2 separate regions of the Homo sapiens genome follow, and region 2 is linked to region 1. A link is an interaction called in ENCODE POLR2A ChIA-PET data of the cell type or tissue named here. Cell type or tissue: GM12878. All regions are shown on one strand. Links, peaks and the distances in the headings refer to the core of each region. The heading gives the core; the rest is flanking DNA. Region 1 has its middle 32 kb from the start of LINC00593. Region 2 overlaps KIF23 (kinesin family member 23).

Evidence for each region. Peaks named below come from ENCODE experiments on the same cell type or tissue, not always from the same donor. Only the 100,000 strongest peaks of a DNase experiment are listed, where the experiment ranks them.
Region 2: POLR2A ChIA-PET joins it to region 1 with 5 read pairs; 2 of 35 experiments call an interaction of 5 or more read pairs at or near these places.

Annotation. Positions count from the first base shown.
Region 1 is chr15:69,798,615-69,807,527 of GRCh38, forward strand. It overlaps the pseudogene GEMIN8P1. Among named protein-coding and RNA genes, the nearest start is that of LINC00593, 32 kb to the right of the region's middle. RefSeq lists an enhancer at 1-1,024 and a silencer at 6,368-6,564. In GM12878, for the core only: no CTCF peak of the experiment used is centred there; no DNase peak of the experiment used is centred there; H3K27me3 peaks cover 159 bases.
Region 2 is chr15:69,437,940-69,446,852 of GRCh38, forward strand. KIF23 (kinesin family member 23) reads left to right here. Exons shown (of 24, transcript NM_001367805.3): 16 at 309-466; 17 at 1,965-2,138; 18 at 2,369-2,548; 19 at 2,829-3,140; 20 at 6,851-7,102; 21 at 8,070-8,152; 22 at 8,344-8,425. Among named protein-coding and RNA genes, the nearest start is that of RPLP1, 10 kb to the right of the region's middle. In GM12878, for the core only: no CTCF peak of the experiment used is centred there; no DNase peak of the experiment used is centred there; H3K4me3 peaks cover 247 bases; H3K27ac peaks cover 190 bases.

The DNA.
Region 1 (8,913 bases), core at 1,922-5,921:
AGCCCACATGAGGTGACTGGACTGGCTGCAAGGAGCTGTGTGAGTAGGAATTGGCCAGGAAAAGTGAACCCCCATTGGGCAAATTCTGGTCCCAGGCCTGGCTGGATCTTGCTGTGGGTGAAAACTGACTCTCTGAGTCTGGGCTGCAGAGAGAGAAAGAGAGATCAGTGAGATGGAGCTTCCCCAAAGGCGTGCATGGCTTCATCACAGCAAATCCTCAGGACGCCCAGGGAGCGCTCACTTCCCTACAGCCTTGTTGACACAGAACATGACATCCTCCTTCTCTTCCTCCCTTTTCATCTTTGCCAAGGCCATATCATTGTTGTTTTACTTTGCGCTTGTTTGGTTTTTCCTGCAGTTGTAAGTATTTTTTCCAGGTTTCTTGGCCACTCCTGTGACTTCTGTGAATTGCTTGCTCATCGAGACTGACCTTTCTGTGCTTGTTTTTGCTTTCTCTTCCCTGGATGAAGTAGTTCCTGGCTGAATGATGACTAAGAATTGGGTGAGAATGTGAGCATCTTACCTTCCAATGAGGTTCCTAAGATGGAAGGAAATGGGCCAGTCAGCCTGAAATTCTGGGAGTACATGAGTCCCTACTCCCTACAGGAAGAGGGGAGGGATAGTTTTCCTTTGAGAGTTTTATTGGGAGATTGAATAACCACTACAAACAAGTATCATTGGCTGAGCCAAATGATTCTGGTGGTTTTTCTGATGCCTAGATTCCACGAAAGATGGGGAATTTGGAGGCCCAACTCAGATACGGCTCAGCTTCTAGACCTGAGCTCGGACCTGCCCTAGAATTAGGGTAGGGAGACTCAGAGTCAGGGAGGCAGAGGAAAAGCAGACTCTCTCTGCTCCTGGAGCAACTGTGACGACCCCTCCACCTGGAGCCTGGCACGCCCCCATCCCAGCTCCAGGCACAGCTGTGGCCCCCTGCACATTTGCTGTCCGTTTACCTTTCCCTTGAAGTTTTCCTGTTTCAGAAACGTGGACCACCACAGCTAGAGAGGTCCTTAAAGGTCTCCCGTAGTCAGGACAGGAGCTGAGCAAAAAGAGAAAAAGTGAGAACTAAGATGAGCTCACATCCATATGAGCACATTAATGCACTTGTGTGAAAAGTTAAATATATGCATGCAGTATATCTAAAAACAAAGTGATTATTATTTTTCTACAAAATATTTCCTTCCTCCAAATTGTCCTACTAGACCTGTTTGTTAAAGAATGGTGATGTGGTGTTGGAGACTCCATGTGTGCATCCTCCCGAAATTAATATGCTGAAATCCTTATCGCACTGTGATGGTAGTGGGAGGCAGGGCCGTTGGGAGATAATTAGGTCATGAGGGCGGGACCCTCAAGAATGGGATTCATGCCCTTGTAAAGGGACCTCAGAGGGCTCTCTAGTTCTCTTTCTGCCATGTGACTGCAGCAGTCTGCAACCTGGAAGAGAGCTGCCATGCCAGAACCCTGCCATGCTAGCAACCTGATCTTGGACATCGGGCCTCCAGCACTGTCCGAAATAAATGTCTGCTGTTTTTATAAGCCACCTATTCTATGGCACTTTGTTACAGCAGCCCAGACTAAGACATAGGGGATGGGAATCTTTTCATCCACCCCTATTTTGCAGAAGGGGAAACTGAGGCCCTGAGCAGGTACACAATTGCCACACACAGCAAGTGGCATTTGATCCTGAATTTTCTGCCTTTGAATTCAGGTCCATTTCTATGATATCTGGCTCCAGTAATTGTACAGCCTGGAGCTGCTTCTTGCCTATAGGAAATATTCTTCAGGATTGAATAAAATAAGTCAGAAAACAGGCTATGTTAGCAAATGCACAGTCAAAGGGGTATTTCCATTTCACTCTGACCTCCTTCAATAGGTCACCATTTTCAACCTGCTGGAAAATTGTCCTTTTTTCCTTTACTTTATGTATTTATATGTATGTGTATATATATATATACATATATATATATATACACATACATATACACACACATATGTGGGTGTGCATGCACATGCACATTTTGTATATGGTATAAATATGAAATTGTATATTTGTATAAAAAGTGTATACATGAAATTATATACACACACACACACACAGATGAAACTTTGGGAATTTCTTTTCAAGCCTTGTATGCAATCACTGCAAAGCTGACACACATCACAGGGAGTAGAGTCAGGCAGAGAGAGAGGGGTTTAAGGGTGTTCCCAGAGCTGGTGTCAGAGTGAAGACTTAAGTACAGTTCTGGAATCTTCCCTTCTCACTGAGATGCCTCAAAAGACTTTTTTTTTTTTTTCCTTAGAAACAGAATGCTAGCTTTCTGACAGGACTACCCACCCGTTCCAGCATATTCTCCCTCAGGTTCTCTCTTTCCACTCTCAAGGTGCTTAGAATCTTCCCAATCTTGATCACTGGACACAGCTTTATCCTTTCAAGGTGCTTTTCCCCTGGATGTCTCATTGGGATGTCACAGTGTTCCTGGGGGCTGGGGACAGGCCCGGGGATGCCACTTCCACAGGGGCTGATACCCTGAGATGTCAGGAACGCTGACAGTCACCTAGCATGTCAAGGTCAGAACTTTAAGACTTCTGACTCCAAAATCAGTGCTCTCTGCCCCTCTCCAGCAGGTGTGTGGGTGGGCGTGGGAGGTGGCTGGGGAGGTGGTGCTGAACTGCAGCACTCAGCAAGCTTCCTTGGAAGGACCATGCAAGGCCGAGCTCCGGGTGATGCCCAGGCGGGGGAGGGATGGGGAATGTGCGGAAGCCCAAGCTCCCCAGCCACTGCAGACAAGCTGGGCGGCCCCTCCAGTAGCGGCCATCCTCCACCCCTCCCTAACTCTGTGGACACATCTGCTGGCTGAACCCAACCTCATCAGAACTGTGGGGGTTTCCGGGGTGATAAATCTTTATTTTCCAGGGTTGTCCTGAATGTGCTACTCTGCTGAACAAAACCATTTCTTCATGGGGTGTTTCTCTTAATTGGCTGGTGGTGCTGCCTGCCCTTGGCAAAATCAGGAGGACAGTTGTCTTTGCAGCCTGCTCACTCCCTTTGGCCCGAGAAGCCCACCCAGTGTCCTCACAGTGCCCCATTTCCCCCACTCCTGGTACCTTGTATCAGGCTTTAGGACCCCCACCCCGGCCAATGCAGCCACTCTCAACATCTCACTACATCTCCAAGAAGTTGCAGATAAAGATAAAATTCACAACAAAACCAAAAACTGAGCCTTGCAGGTACCAAGTGCCAGATTCAGATGGATGTCTTGGAACAGATAGCAGTCCCAAGGCAGGTGAAGCTGGACTGAGAAAAACGTAGTCACAATTCAGCTCACAAGAGTTCTCCGACTCTCTTCATACACTGAGGACCGCTGTGTCTCCGGATACATCCCCCATGTCCTTTTCACCATCATGCCACTCTCTTTCTTTTTGATTATCCTTGCCAGAGATTTCTCTATTTCACCAGTCTGCTCAAGAAATAAGTTCCAGCATTTGTATCTCAACTCTTCTTCCTGTCTCTCATCTTTTTTCTCATAATTGTCACTTCTTTCTCCTTTCCCTTTGTATCCCAAGAGAGGTGGCCAATTTTTTCTCTACCTTGCTGATTTGTTTTTCTGGGTCATCAAGTCTATTTTTTATTACTTACTTCCAAAGTGGTTTTTAATTTAAATATTAAGATTTTAGTTACTTTGTAATTCTCCCATTTCTCACCTATCTCCCTTTTTATATTACCTTGTTGCTTCATTTTGAAATGAAATATATATTATCTCCCTAAAACTTTCTGCTCCTTTTTCAAGTGAATGGTGTATCCTCTTCTACTGAGCTCCCTGGCAAGATGGGCACATGTTCTTCTCAGGTCTGCAGCTCGGGGCAGGTGTGAGGGCTCCCAATCAGCCTCTGGCTCCTGGTTTGTCTGGGCTGTGCTGTCTTGGGAGCCTTAACCACCGCCTGAGCCTCTGGCACTAAGCTGCTGTGGGGTGAGGGTGTCTTCCCAGCATGCTCTGGTTGTCATGGCTTCTCCCTTTGCCCCAGCTCCAGCCGGCTGGTGAAAAGGACACTTCCCACAATGCATTGCCTACCTGCCCCTGCCTTTCCATCTTCTGTAATCTGTAGTTTCTGACTTGGTTGTAGACAGATGGTGCAAAGGACAAGGGATGCTGTGATGGAGAGAGGTAATAAGATTTCCGCTTCAAAGGACAACTCTTAAGAGGCAGAGAGGAGTGGCTGGGCTTGTTTCTGGTGGATCAGACACACAGACAGCCCAGATGGGAGCATAGATGTGAAGCCCCTTCTTGTCTTTTCCAAGTAGGCCTCTGATGGAGGGTTTCTGATGGAGGTAGGCAGGTGAGATTGCTGGGTATTTGCCCCTTTGTCTACATTCCTGACATCCTTGTGAGAAGTTATCTTTTTTTCTAGGCAAGAACTTTAATGAATTGTTACCGACAACATAAAAAAAACAGTATAATATATACAAAATCATCATTTGATGTCAGGAGAAAATTCATCATGTCGGCAGCAGAACATGTCTGCCGACCTCCAAGTGGCTGGCATAGTACATCCACTCTGTGACAGGCCCACTGGGACTGTGGTGAACATGCCTGTACCTCAGTACAAAGTCCCCTTTTACTGAGAAATGTACAGAAGGAGAGATGAAGAAAATGTACCCAAAAGGAAGAGGGAGAGGTTGGGTGCCCTGTGCCCCGAGCTCAGAACTTCAGGGGGATGACCTGCCAGTACTTGGGCTGCTTTTGGTCACAGTGCTTGTCAAAGCTCAGCTGCACCGCAGCCTCCATGGCCTGGATCTTGGCGCTGTCCCCATACAATCGCTTCATCTCGGCCTGGGACGCTGCTCTCTAGGCCTCTCAGTTGGGGCCTCTACCAACCAGCGGGTGTTGCAGTACAGGTCAGGTCGTGGTCAGCCTTCACATAGCTTTCCAGGTGCTCTGCATCCAGCTGCTGTCACCACCGTCCTTCTCTGTGCCTCTACCGAGGCACTCTGCAGAGTACTGGCGGAGCTCTTTGGTGATTTCCATATTGCTCAGGTCACATTCTACCTCTGCATCTAACTTGATCTCCATCTCTTCCTCTTTGGACAAATCTTGGTCTTCTCTTGTGGATGCCTGGATTCTACTGCTGTCATGTGGCTGCTGCCCAGACCCTCTGAAATGTAAAGAACTGCACGGGGAGTCCTGCCAGGTCACATGATGGCCATAGAAGGACTAAGGATACGCAGCCTGGTTATCGTAACAGCTTTGGGGAGGAAGTGCAGGAGGGAAGTACCAAGGAAGACTGCAACAGGATTCCCCGGCCTTCCTGTAGGCATTGTGGTGGCTTTGCATCGAAGCCATTGCTTGATGATAATGTTGCCAGTATCTTGCATATATCGGATGAGAATACCAAGGCCTGGTAGCTTTCAATGTTCATGCCTTCACCGCTGCCGTCTCTGATTGTGAAAGTCCAAGTGGGTGCCGAAACTCATGGGCTCTCAGCTTGCATATCCTGAGCGGTGGCCAAGCAGGGGCCTAGTTTTCCTTCCTTAGTGAGAAGTTTTAAAGATTCCCTGGTCACTCATTGTTTTGAGCTAGATGTCTTGTGAATTAGTAGTTGGCACACACTTATTGCTTACCCCTCCCTCACATTCATTTCTTCATCGCCTAACAACAGCTCCTGATTGGACTTGGGGTCAAGCCCTCTCTTAGCCCAGGTGGCTTGGGTGGGGGTTCTTGAGGTAGAGCACATGACCCTGACCTAAGCCAATCATCACTTCTCATTTCCCAGGTCACAGCAATTAGTTCAGGGGTGGGCATGTTACCAGAGGCTAGTACAATCAGAATGAAGTCAGGACTTTTGTGGAAAGCAGGCTCAAGTCTCCCTGCTAGACTTGAACCCTCAGGCTTGTGAAATGAGCCTTGGGTGTTACCTTGAGTTTGAGAATAAAGCTGAGGACTGGAGAGAGGTCATATATTGGAGACAGCACAGAGCTCCTGATCCAGCCTTGCCTGAAGCTGGCCCTACCCTTTGATCTTTTAGTAATAGGAACTAATAAATTTTCTTTTAGGTTTAAACACATTTGGGTCAGATTATAAGTTAACTGAAGTAGAATGAGTCCTCACTGATACAAGTATGATCAGCAAAAGAAAAAGACCAAATATAATAAGGAAGACATATTCCTTGATATTTATAGTTTGGAAGGCAAAAAGGTTAAAGGGGACCATTCTCATATCCCCATGGAATCCATGGAGTCACAGTCAAGCACTCCTGGAGGGATCTGGGTGCCGGCATCTCCAGCCAGCCCTGTGATAGAGATCTGAGGAGTTCCCCTTAGAGCTTCTCAAGGAAATCCTTGATGCAATAAGCCGCACACTTAGGGAAGCTGTTCTCTCCAGACAGGGTACAACTTGAGAAATGGTTTCAAAATGTTTTGACATGTTCCTGAATGGCAGGTCTATGGGAGAACAGAACGGGGGCTGTGGTATGTTTGAGGCTTTCTGTGACCTAGGGGTAGGTGTCAGGAAAGCTTCCAAACTCTCCCTAGAGGCCAAGCCAGGGCTGCCTGAGAGGCTGGACAGTGGGCACTCAGGCCCCACTGGGCAGGGACACCAGTGTGTCATGCTTGTTGTCACACTTGGCTTATTTGCTCTTCTCCACCAGGAATTCTGTGGGGCAGGGGATTGCACACTGCACACATCACAGCTGCTCATCCAGGGTTCAGGGAGCACAGGTGTTGTGGCACTTGCTTCATCTTGAGTGGCACGGAGCACAGAGCAGCCCCTGTGGAGTGTGGAAACACCAAACCCTGAGTCACCACTGACTGTTGCCCTGGGCATAGAACCCCAGGTGAAGGCACTTAACACTGGTTATCCCTGTGCATCCAGGAAGCTGAATGGCGGCCAAAGAAAAAAGTTACAATGCAGTCAGGCTGGACCAGAGAATTCCTGCATGTGCAAGTTTGTGCGTGTGTATGTTTTGGAAGTCAAGCCAGATGTCGTCTTTCCTCATGTGACATTTGGTATCTTTTTTCCACAGCAGTGTTCCATTATGTTCTAGTTCTTGAAAGAGGCAGTGAGGCAACAAGTGTACGACGAAATTGATTTGGGAAATGATTTATGTGTATTATAGTCTTCTCTTAGAGGATCACAAAGTATATTAGCATATTAAAGGCTCTGAGAAGTCCTGTAATAAAGGAGCCTGGTTGATTGAATGATTGTGGAACTCATTGTGGGTGGATCATTCGCATACTGGATGGAATGGGGTGCCAGGCTGACTGTGCAGAGGGTGATTAGTCCCTGAAATGTAGATAGGGGCCACCTAGAGAATGGTGGAGCGTCGGACATGGATGGGTGAACTGACCAACTGGGCTATGCATTTCAGCCCCAAAGCACTTAAAGCATAAGGTAGATTGTAAGATCCTGGAGTTCACCTGCCTTAAACACCTCCTTTCATAGGAGAAGGACACCAAGGTCGTTAGAGAAGAACTGAGTTACTCATGATCACCAGTCAGAGCTCTTGGCTGCACCACATAGATGCCGATGTTGGATACCTAGGGAGAATGAGATTTGATGGAAGGATATGGAGAAGGCCACTGAACCCACTGGAAGACTGGAGAACCAGGTCCAGAAAACAAGCAGAAGCCAAGGGAAAGTGGGCTGCTGAGAGCATAGCCAGATCATGCCACGAAATCTGATTAGCCCACTTCAGCTACGGCCCATGATGCATCAGAAATGGACCCATGGCTCTCTGTGTTCTTCCCAGTGGGTACAGGTGATTGGCTGAGCACAGACTGCGTTCCCCTCCCTGGCTGTTAGGGTCTGGGAGAACAGGTGGGAGGCTTTTGTGGCTTCTGCAGCAGAAGCCCGGAGCCCATCTCTCCCAACGACTCACACAGGAAGGAAGCCCCCATCTGGTTGGGGGCAGAATGAGGTTACAAAGCCCATCTCCTGTCTTGCAGTTCAGATTATGCAGCCAAGGGTACTCTTTTACATAAGTGTTTAAAATCTTGATTTAATCAGCAACATAGACCTTGCAGCGTTCCTGCTTCCATGATAGAAGGATATGAACTATTTGAAACATTCGCAACTACTGCTCTCCTTGGGGATTCCTACCCTCCTTCCATTCTTTACTCACTGGCCTCATGGTAGAGTAACTAGAGCAGAAATGCAGAGCGAGAGAGAAACAAATATGCAGCTTTCGAAACCCATGGCAGAGACAATAGTTTGAGAGTCTCAAAATCTTGCCTTTCGAGAATCCGAGTCCTGACACACAGAAATCAGGAGGACTAGTGTATGGTTTGTTAAGCTACTTTTTCCCACCTACCCAGTCTACATTAATGACTCCCTGAGCAAAGAAAAAAAAAAGTCCTTAGAAGGAAAGAGAATTAAATGCTGGCATGAATCTCTGGGAATGGTCCTGCCTACACGTTCCACGCTCTCAAACTCTGAAGTTGAGGGGACGATAGAATCTCCAATAATTTAGGGGATCAGAGAGAAGAGAGACAGGTGCCCCCACTCCGTGGGGAGGCAGGAAGCTCCATAGAGAAGTCCCAGCATTCAGTGTCGTGAAGGACCAATAGATAGGCAGGAAGCAACCTCCGGGGGGTTCAGGACGCATCACAAGCCCTCATCCCCCCGGTGTTGTGTAGCGAACAACAGAATGTTTCTGAGTGTATCTGATGGTCCTGAGAGCCAGAAAACCTGGAGGGCCTTGAGCCTGGGATGGTAGGATGTAAGAGCAGGTGCAGGTGTGGACCAAGGGCAGGAATGAGGATTCCCCACCAGTCCACAAGGGGTGGCCGCCACCAAGGACCAGCTGGGCAATGGCCAGTCCAGTGGCGCCCAGGGTGGACAGCTGACGGCAGAGAGCCAGGCCTGCTTCCCCAGATGCACTGATGTGATGTTTTCCCCACCTCAACTGAATCCATCC
Region 2 (8,913 bases), core at 2,605-6,604, 360 kb before region 1:
GTGTTGTTTCTATTTTTGCGTTTGTTGTTGTGAAGCAAAGTACCTGTAAGGATTGGGAAGAGAATGCTATAGTGCACAGTGAAAGACTTGAGTATTTTTTCAGCATTTAACAGAAAGCTTCTGTGAATATCTTGTCAACTGGAGAATGAAGCTCCTGATTTCCCTCTAAACTTGTTTTCTCATTATAGACTGATTCTCACAGAGATTTGCTGAATAACTACATTTTATCTAGTGTCTGCTAGCAAAAGTTGATATCATTGTTTGTTTTAGAACTGGTGTAAAACTTGACCTGTATGTTTTTGTTTCAGCTAATGCTTTTAAAGCTTTGTTACAAGAATTTGACAATGCTGTTTTAAGTAAAGAAAACCACATGCAAGGGAAACTAAATGAAAAGGAGAAGATGATCTCAGGACAGAAATTGGAAATAGAACGACTGGAAAAGAAAAACAAAACTTTAGAATATAAGGTTTGTTTTGACATTATTATGATAGATGTATGTGCTGGTGTTTTAGCACTGTTCTCTGAGGGAGATATTGTGCTCCAACGGCCTGTAAATGCTGCTTATTAAGAGTTCTCGGTTGAGTGCGGTGGCTCATGCAGGTAATTCCAACACTTTGGGAGGCTGAGGTGGCCAGATCATCTGAGGTCAGGAGTTCAAGAACGAGCCTGGCCAACATGGCAAAAGCCCATCTCTACTAAAAAAGTACAAAAGTTAGCTGGGCGTGGTGGCGAGTGCCTGTAATCCCAGCTACTCAGGAGGCTGAGGCAGGAGAATCGCTTGAACTGGGGAGGTGGAGGTTGCAGTGAGCCGAGATTGAGCCACTGCACTCCAGCCTGGGCGACAAGAGCAAGACTCTGTCTCAAAAAAAAAAAGAGTTCTCAGGCTGAGTGCGGGGGCTCATGCCTGTAGTCTCAGCACATTGGGAGGCCAAGGCAGGGAGATCACTTGAGCCCAGGAGTTCCAGACCAGACCGGGCAACGTGGCGAAACCCCATATCTACAAAAAAAATTAGCCAGGCATGGTGGTACATGTCTGTAGTCCCAGCTACTCGGAAGGCTGAGATGGGAGAACAGCTTGAGCCTGGGAGGTTGAGGCTGCAGTGAGCTGGGATTGCACGACTGCACTCCAGCCTAGGTGACAGAGCGAGAGCCTGTCTCAAAAAAAAAAAAAAAGTTCTCAATTGGTTGTTTACTAATCCTCATCCCATGCTAAGGAGGAAATGTGAGTGAAATGAAGAATCATATGTTCTTTAATTTTATGAGAGTTTTAACAGTTGAAAAGGATGTTCTCTGACCCAAACAAGGGAGCTTTCTAGAGCTTAGCTTTGGTTGTAGCTTGCTTTTGAATTTATTAGAAATATTTCCTTAGTATGCTTTTTTTTTTTAATGAGATAAATGATTAAATGAAATGGTATAAAAGTGCCAGCATCGGGCCTTGGACGTAACAGATACTCAGTAAAGCTTAATTGGATCTGTATTTGGTTTACAAATCGATTGTAAAAGTATAAACTCAGGATTAATCTCTTACAATGGGGTAGAAGGAAATACCGTTTTGTTGGGAAGCATTGCAGCACTGTGTAATGTATGTCTGTTCTCTCATTTACAGAGGGTCATTTAGAGGTTTGGTGGGGGTACACATTCATAAGAGAAGTTAGTCTCAACCAATATAGTTTTTTTAAATTCTGAAAATAGCCTAAAAACTAAATTTTAGCCCTTAATTTTAGGAGAAAGTAATTTTCACATGAAGTTAGTTGTAAATGTCTTTGGGTGAGGAGCTTGTTTAACATGTTTTCATTTCTGAGAATGGGGGTGGGAATTCAGATGAAATGTTAGAGAAAAAAGTGCTTTCTCCATGATGTTTCTTTCCACAAATATGCTTGCATAAGCAAATTAAGGAAGACTATTTTATAGCGACATGAAATGTTTATATACCAAATATTGAACATAGTGGTCTACCTTCCTAGATTGAGATTTTAGAGAAAACAACTACTATCTATGAGGAAGATAAACGCAATTTGCAACAGGAACTTGAAACTCAGAACCAGAAACTTCAGCGACAGTTTTCTGACAAACGCAGATTAGAAGCCAGGTTGCAAGGCATGGTGACAGAAACGACAATGAAGTGGGAGAAAGAATGTGTGAGTATCGTTTGGGTAGTGCTTGTCTCAGAGTCGGATGATTTATTTTACATTGTAGTTAGGTTCGATATTTTGAATTATTGTATTTGCGGTAGGGTTTTGGTGGTGGTTGTTAACTCTCAGGAAGAATTGGAGAACTGTCATTTTTAGGAAATAAAGAGATTGGGTAATCTGGTGTACTCGTTTGCTGTGATGGAATGATAATATACATTGCCACTGATAATCTGTAGGAGCGTAGAGTGGCAGCCAAACAGCTGGAGATGCAGAATAAACTCTGGGTTAAAGATGAAAAGCTGAAACAACTGAAGGCTATTGTTACCGAACCTAAAACTGAGAAGCCAGAGAGACCCTCTCGGGAGCGAGATCGAGAAAAAGTTACTCAAAGATCTGTTTCTCCATCACCTGTGCCTGTAAGTTATTTGTAATTGTGTAGTAACTTTGTACTAGAGAAATTTTGTTCAGATTAGATGACTATTTCTATGAGGATTTTTACATTTTATAATACTTACATTTCTGAAATTTCTCTAAAAATATTTTAAAATTTAGAATAAACACAAATTTAGCACAAAAAAATAGAACAAATAATTATTTGTAATGTTAAGTCTTCATGTGCTAACATTATAGAAAAGTAATGAATTGTTTCTCTCAGTTTTTCAGTCTTGCTCATTAATTTTTCTCCAATTTTTCTAGCTTTCTAGTAACTATATTGCTCAGATTTCCAACGGCCAGCAACTCATGAGCCAGCCACAGCTACATAGGCGCTCTAACTCTTGCAGCAGCATTTCTGTAGCTTCCTGTATTTCGGAATGGGAGCAGAAAATTCCTACGTACAACACACCTCTCAAAGTCACATCTATTGCAAGGCGTAGGCAGCAGGAGCCAGGACAAAGCAAAACTTGTATCGTGTCAGACAGAAGGCGAGGGATGTACTGGACTGAAGGCAGGGAGGTGGTTCCTACATTCAGAAATGAGATAGAAATAGAAGAGGATCATTGCGGCAGGGTTAGTGCCAGTATTATTTTAACGCATTGTAGCAATAGATTTTATCTTCTTTGTTTTTTGTAACTTGTGTCTGAAAGTTCATTGGAAAAATGGTTGGGCTATAGTATAAAGAAGGTCTAATTTCTCAGTTAATTTGAAAGATTGACTTACGGAAATTGAGGCCTGGCTCCTCATCTGAAAAAGCCTAAACACATCTGGCAGCGGAAGTGTGTTCAGTGAACACAGGTCAGTTTGGTGCATCCCAGAGTAGTCTGAGCTTTTCAGCTGCATACGCTAATAAGCTTTGCACAGAATTGGTGAATGTGTCTTAAAGCATACTTTCCATATTTTTCTTTTGGTTCCCCTTCCCCAAATTAGATTTTTTATACCTCCTTTCATGCCCTAGTTTTAAAAATTGTTTTCCCAAATTTTTATTTTGAAAAATTTCAGACCCAAAGCAAAGTAGAAAGAATAGTATGGTAATGTCTTTCCCTCCTTGCCTAAGTTTACCAATTGTTACTTGATATAGATATGTAAACCTTTTTCCCCTAAGCCTTGTGAAAGGAAATCACAGACTTAGAGACACTTAATCTCTAAGAATAAGGACATTGTACTACCTAGCCACAATCTTTATCACATCCAAGAAAATCAACATTAATTAATTATCCTCTATTGAGACATTGTGCAGTTGTCCCAAAATTGGATTGGCTTTTCTTTTTTTTTTTTTAAAGACAGAGTCTCACTCTGTCACCCAGGATGGAGTGCAGTGGCATGATTATGGCTCACTGCAGCCTCAGTCTTCCTGAGCTGAAGTGATCCTCTCACCTCAGCCTCCCAAGTAGCTGAGATTACGGGCAGGCCACCATGCTAATTTTTTATTTTCAGTAGAGACAAGGTCTCACCATGTTGCCCAGGCTGGTATTGAACTCTTGAACTCCAGCAATCCTCCTGCCTTGGCCTCCAAAGGTGCTGAGATTACAGGCAAGCCACTGCACCAGCCAGCTTTTTTTTCAATCCATGATACTATGAAAGTGTATGCATTGCATATCATGATTATGTCTTTCATCTCTTTTAATATAAAATAGTCTCACCCTGTCCCCCTACTTTTTTTATTTTTATGACATTGACTATTTTCATTGAAGAGTTTAGGCCAGTTATTTTAAAATTACTGATTTCCATGCCCAATAAATTGCTTTTAATCTTGAGGCATTTATCTCAATTTACATTTGCCTCATTCAAGGGTATTTAAATAAATTCACTTTCATATTTTTCTTCTTAAAGATTAAGGTAAAGTTTCTTTTGAATCTGAATAAATGGACCAAGTTAATGTTTGCGAATTTTATATTTAGTAAAATCTTCACAAAGCTCTCTTAGAATATTTCTTCTAAATCTTACAGTAAACATTTACTTTAGATTTTCTTATATAAGTCAGGGTATAGATGAATGTTCATTTATGTGGCCTGAATTCCTGATTATTAAGGGATGGTGATGAATCCCAAGTTATTTACCAGGGAAACAGATGATTCTAAAGTCTCTTAAGTTCTTTACTTTGCAGATTTTTCCTTAAACATTTTTAGACAGCAAATTAGGTAAATGGTCATTCTGACCAACTCTAGTCAGTCATTTTATGAAAGTTTATAGGCTGAAAACTATTCAAGGCTTGCGTATGCCTTGCAAACCGTAATGAGATATCTAATTTGGCTATGAGATATTTAAGGGAATTTACTAGAGATTCTTACGTGAAATCAAAATCTCTTTAGAAGTGCAGCAGAAAAGTTACTGTAAGGTTAGTATCTGTGCATCTAAGTTTGTTGGTCAAAAATTATGTCAGGTGGACTGAATTTATACTTCAGTGAGGAAAAAATTTAAATATTTGTTTCATAAATGCTAGTAGATTGTATGGATTATCATCTTTCTGAAGTGTGTTTCATCATATGCTTATTGTTAAATGTTTGAAGAAAACCTTTGTTTTTGCTAAATGGTAGATGATAAGGACCAGACTTTCTTTCGTGTTCAACATTAAATAAATCATTGTAGGAATGGAAAGTTCCTGTTTGTCTTGAGGCTCAGCATCTTTAGTGGCAAACTGTATTGCCCATGTCTTAGAGCTGTCACTAGTGCTGCATTTGTTTCTTGTTAACTATATAGCGAAAATGATTCAGTTCCTCAGATGTGCATTTTGAAATTGAGGTCTTCATACTTGACTAGCTTTGACAGATTTGGCCTGTGATAGACTTTTTCCATTTGCTTTCAGTTTTGTTTTTTGGGTTTTTTTTTTTTTTTTTTTTTTTTTTTTTTGAGATGAGGTCTTGATCTGTTGCCCAGGCTGGAGTGCAGTGGTGTCATCTAGGCTCACTGCAGCCTTGACCTTCCAGGCTCAAGTGATCGTTCTACCTCAGCCTCCTGAGTAGCTGGGACCACAGGCATGTGCTATCGCACCTGGCTAATTTTTAAATTTTTTGTAAAGATGGGGTCTTCTTACATTGCCTAAGCTGGTCTCGGGTGATCCTTCTCCCACCTCAGCCTCACAAATGTTGGGATAACAGGTATGAGCCACTGCACCCAGCCCTGCTTTCAGTTTTACAAACAGGAGATGTTCATAAAATTCTAAAGATAATTCATTGCTTCAAACTATAACTATGGCATATATGTGACATATTATTTTCTTAGGCTGAATGTGCTTAATTTAGCATTCCCAGGTTTACATGACATTTGACTGGAAGCAACTTGTTTGTTTTTGAGGCAGGGTCTCATTCTATTGCCCAGGCTGGAGTGCAGTGGTGCGATCTTGGCTCACTGCAATTTCCACCTCCTGGGCTCAAGCAATCCTCCCACCTCAACCTCCTGAGTAGCTGGGACTACAGGCACGTGTCACCAAGCCCAGCTAATATATATATATATATTTTTGTTTGTTTTGTTTTGTTTTGTTTTTGTTGAGTCTGGGTTTCACCATGTTGCCTAGGCTGAACTTGAACTTCTGAGTTCAAGTGATTCCTCCACCTCGGCCTTCCAAAGTGCTGATTACAGGCATGTACCACCATGCCTGGCCTAGCAACTAGTCTTTTATTGTGTGATAGAGACTGATTTGACACTGTATTATTTATTTGTTTCTTGGAACCTGTATGAAATGTTTGGGGGAAAAATTAGTTGGTATATTGTAGCCATTACTGTATTTGAACTTTTCATGAAGTTCTATTATGAGATTTTAAAATCTTAACTGAAAGCACTCAGAAGTATTTCACATTTCTTTAATCATTTTATTCATATGGTTCTTATTATACCTATGTTCTTAGGATTGTTTTCTGTTTTGTTTAGAAGCCTAGAAAATGTGTAGGGCTTTCATTGATCTTATTGAAGATTTTAACAGAGTTGTGGACATAATAGATTACCTCTCAATAGCAGGGATAAATATTGGTTTTTGATCAAGAATATGAAATGAGTTGTTTGTCCTGAACCACCCCCAAGCAGGAAAGACTTGCAGCATTACCAGAATTTTTTCTTTTATCCTTTATTGAAAGGGAAACTCCCAGATAGAATGTGTAACATACAAGTTGGTGTTAAAGATGTTTGTTGGTTTTGTGTTTAAATGCAAAGATCATGTTTAAATTACTTGAATAAAATATTTAGCTTTGGAAAGGTTTGCTATGATACTGTCATCAACTAATGTAGCCAAACCTGCTGCACTTCTAATAATACCCTTAAATTAATTCTGGGTTATGCTTGTTTCTCAGTTACTCTTTCAACCTGATCAGAACGCACCACCAATTCGTCTCCGACACAGACGATCACGCTCTGCAGGAGACAGATGGGTAGATCATAAGCCCGCCTCTAACATGCAAACTGAAACAGTCATGCAGCCACATGTCCCTCATGCCATCACAGTATCTGTTGCAAATGAAAAGGCACTAGCTAAGTGTGAGAAGTACATGCTGACCCACCAGGAACTAGCCTCCGATGGGGAGATTGAAACTAAACTAATTAAGGTAAAAAACTAATTTTCACAGGAGAAAAAAATATATTTAAAAATTCAACAAAAGTCCATTTGTCCTGCTACTCCTTTGGTGACACACAGGTAGTGTCAACTGGAACATCAGTAGGTATTTGATATAACCTTTTTGTTAGCAGAAAATTAGTCACTGCTTAGGTTTTAAGTCTGCCAAACTGGGACTAAGTATGCTTTAAATAGGTATAGATTCTTCGGTTTCTTAGAATTCTAGATCCATGATGTACTTTAATTTTTTAATGACTGTATATTTAGTTTTAACCACTACTTAAAGTAATCTAAGCAAAGAATTCCTATTGCTCTCCATCAGTTCAAGATAAAAAAACAAAAACAAAACAAAACGAAACCTATGTTAAAATTTGACCCGTCAAAATTACTCAGTATTGAGCTGCCTAAAGCCGTTTTCCAGAAAGAGACTTGCCTGACTATAGAAGAATTCCCCTTTGATCATAGGGTCAGTGAATAATCAGGAAAGTAAAAGATAAGACCAAAAAAAAAAAAAGCTTTTTATTTCAATTTCAATTTAGAGTTTTTGTTCTTATTATAATTAGCTACAAATAAGACTATACTGTCATTTGAATATGGGCAACAGGGGGCACTCAGAGAAGAAAGTACCATGCCTTAGAGCGTGTAGAAACTTCCAGCAAATTTCTTGATCCTTAGTGCAGTTTAGTTTTTAAATTACAGATGGAGCAAAAGGAATATTTTTTTCTGCAATTATGAATGTTACTGATTACATTGAATTGGACTTCTTTTATTTGTGAGAGATATGTACTCAAATTTCTAAATTATTTTGATAGTACGTACTCAGCAAGTACCAAGTACCATCTGATTTTGTGGATGGGAATTTCTATAAAATAGAATCATGAGAACAGTTTGAAATATATATGTGTGTTTTTCGTTTGGGTGTATCAATGTGTAACAGTGACCTTTTCTTTTGGCTTTAGGGTGATATTTATAAAACAAGGGGTGGTGGACAATCTGTTCAGTTTACTGATATTGAGACTTTAAAGCAAGAATCACCAAATGGGTAAGTAACCATCAAAAATCTCTGTATAAAAGTTGGTCATTTTCTTAGCTGCTCATTTTGGAGGAACAGAATAGCCTGTGAAATGTATCATTAATTCTCCAAAGGGATGTAGATAGTATTCCCCTACTTCTAATATTTTTCCTCTTCTTAGATGGAAAAATAATTGTTGCATCATGTTTCCCCTTTTTCAGTAGTCGAAAACGAAGATCTTCCACAGTAGCACCTGCCCAACCAGATGGTGCAGAGTCTGAATGGACCGATGTAGAAACAAGGGTAGGGGAAAAATTAAATATTTGTCTGCCTACTAAAATTAGGTTTGTCATGTTTTAAACCCCACAGCTCTAGATTTTTATGCTCTTTGAAAATGCTGAGGTATAATCTCACATTGCCAGTGCACCATGTAGGCCTATTCCTAGAATAACAAGAATCCACTTCATCAGGAACTCCCTTGCAAGTGTTATTCCTGAGGAGAATCTCTTGGAAAGAACATGGGAAGGTAGGGGTCAGGAGGCTAAGCTATGGCCTTAGCCACCAACTCTCTTTGCAAACTTATCTAAAATGAGATAAGTTACCTGGATGACCTAAAGACCTTTCTGGCTCACAACATTTGTGGCCTGTGCCAGAAATAAATTACGAGTGACTGGTGTTTTAACGTAAGAGTCTTTGCTGAACTAGAAAGCAATATTGCATTTCACCTAGGTGTGGAGCCTGCTAAATAACTGTGTTTTATAGACTATTGAGAGGAGCTGATCTTTTTCCTC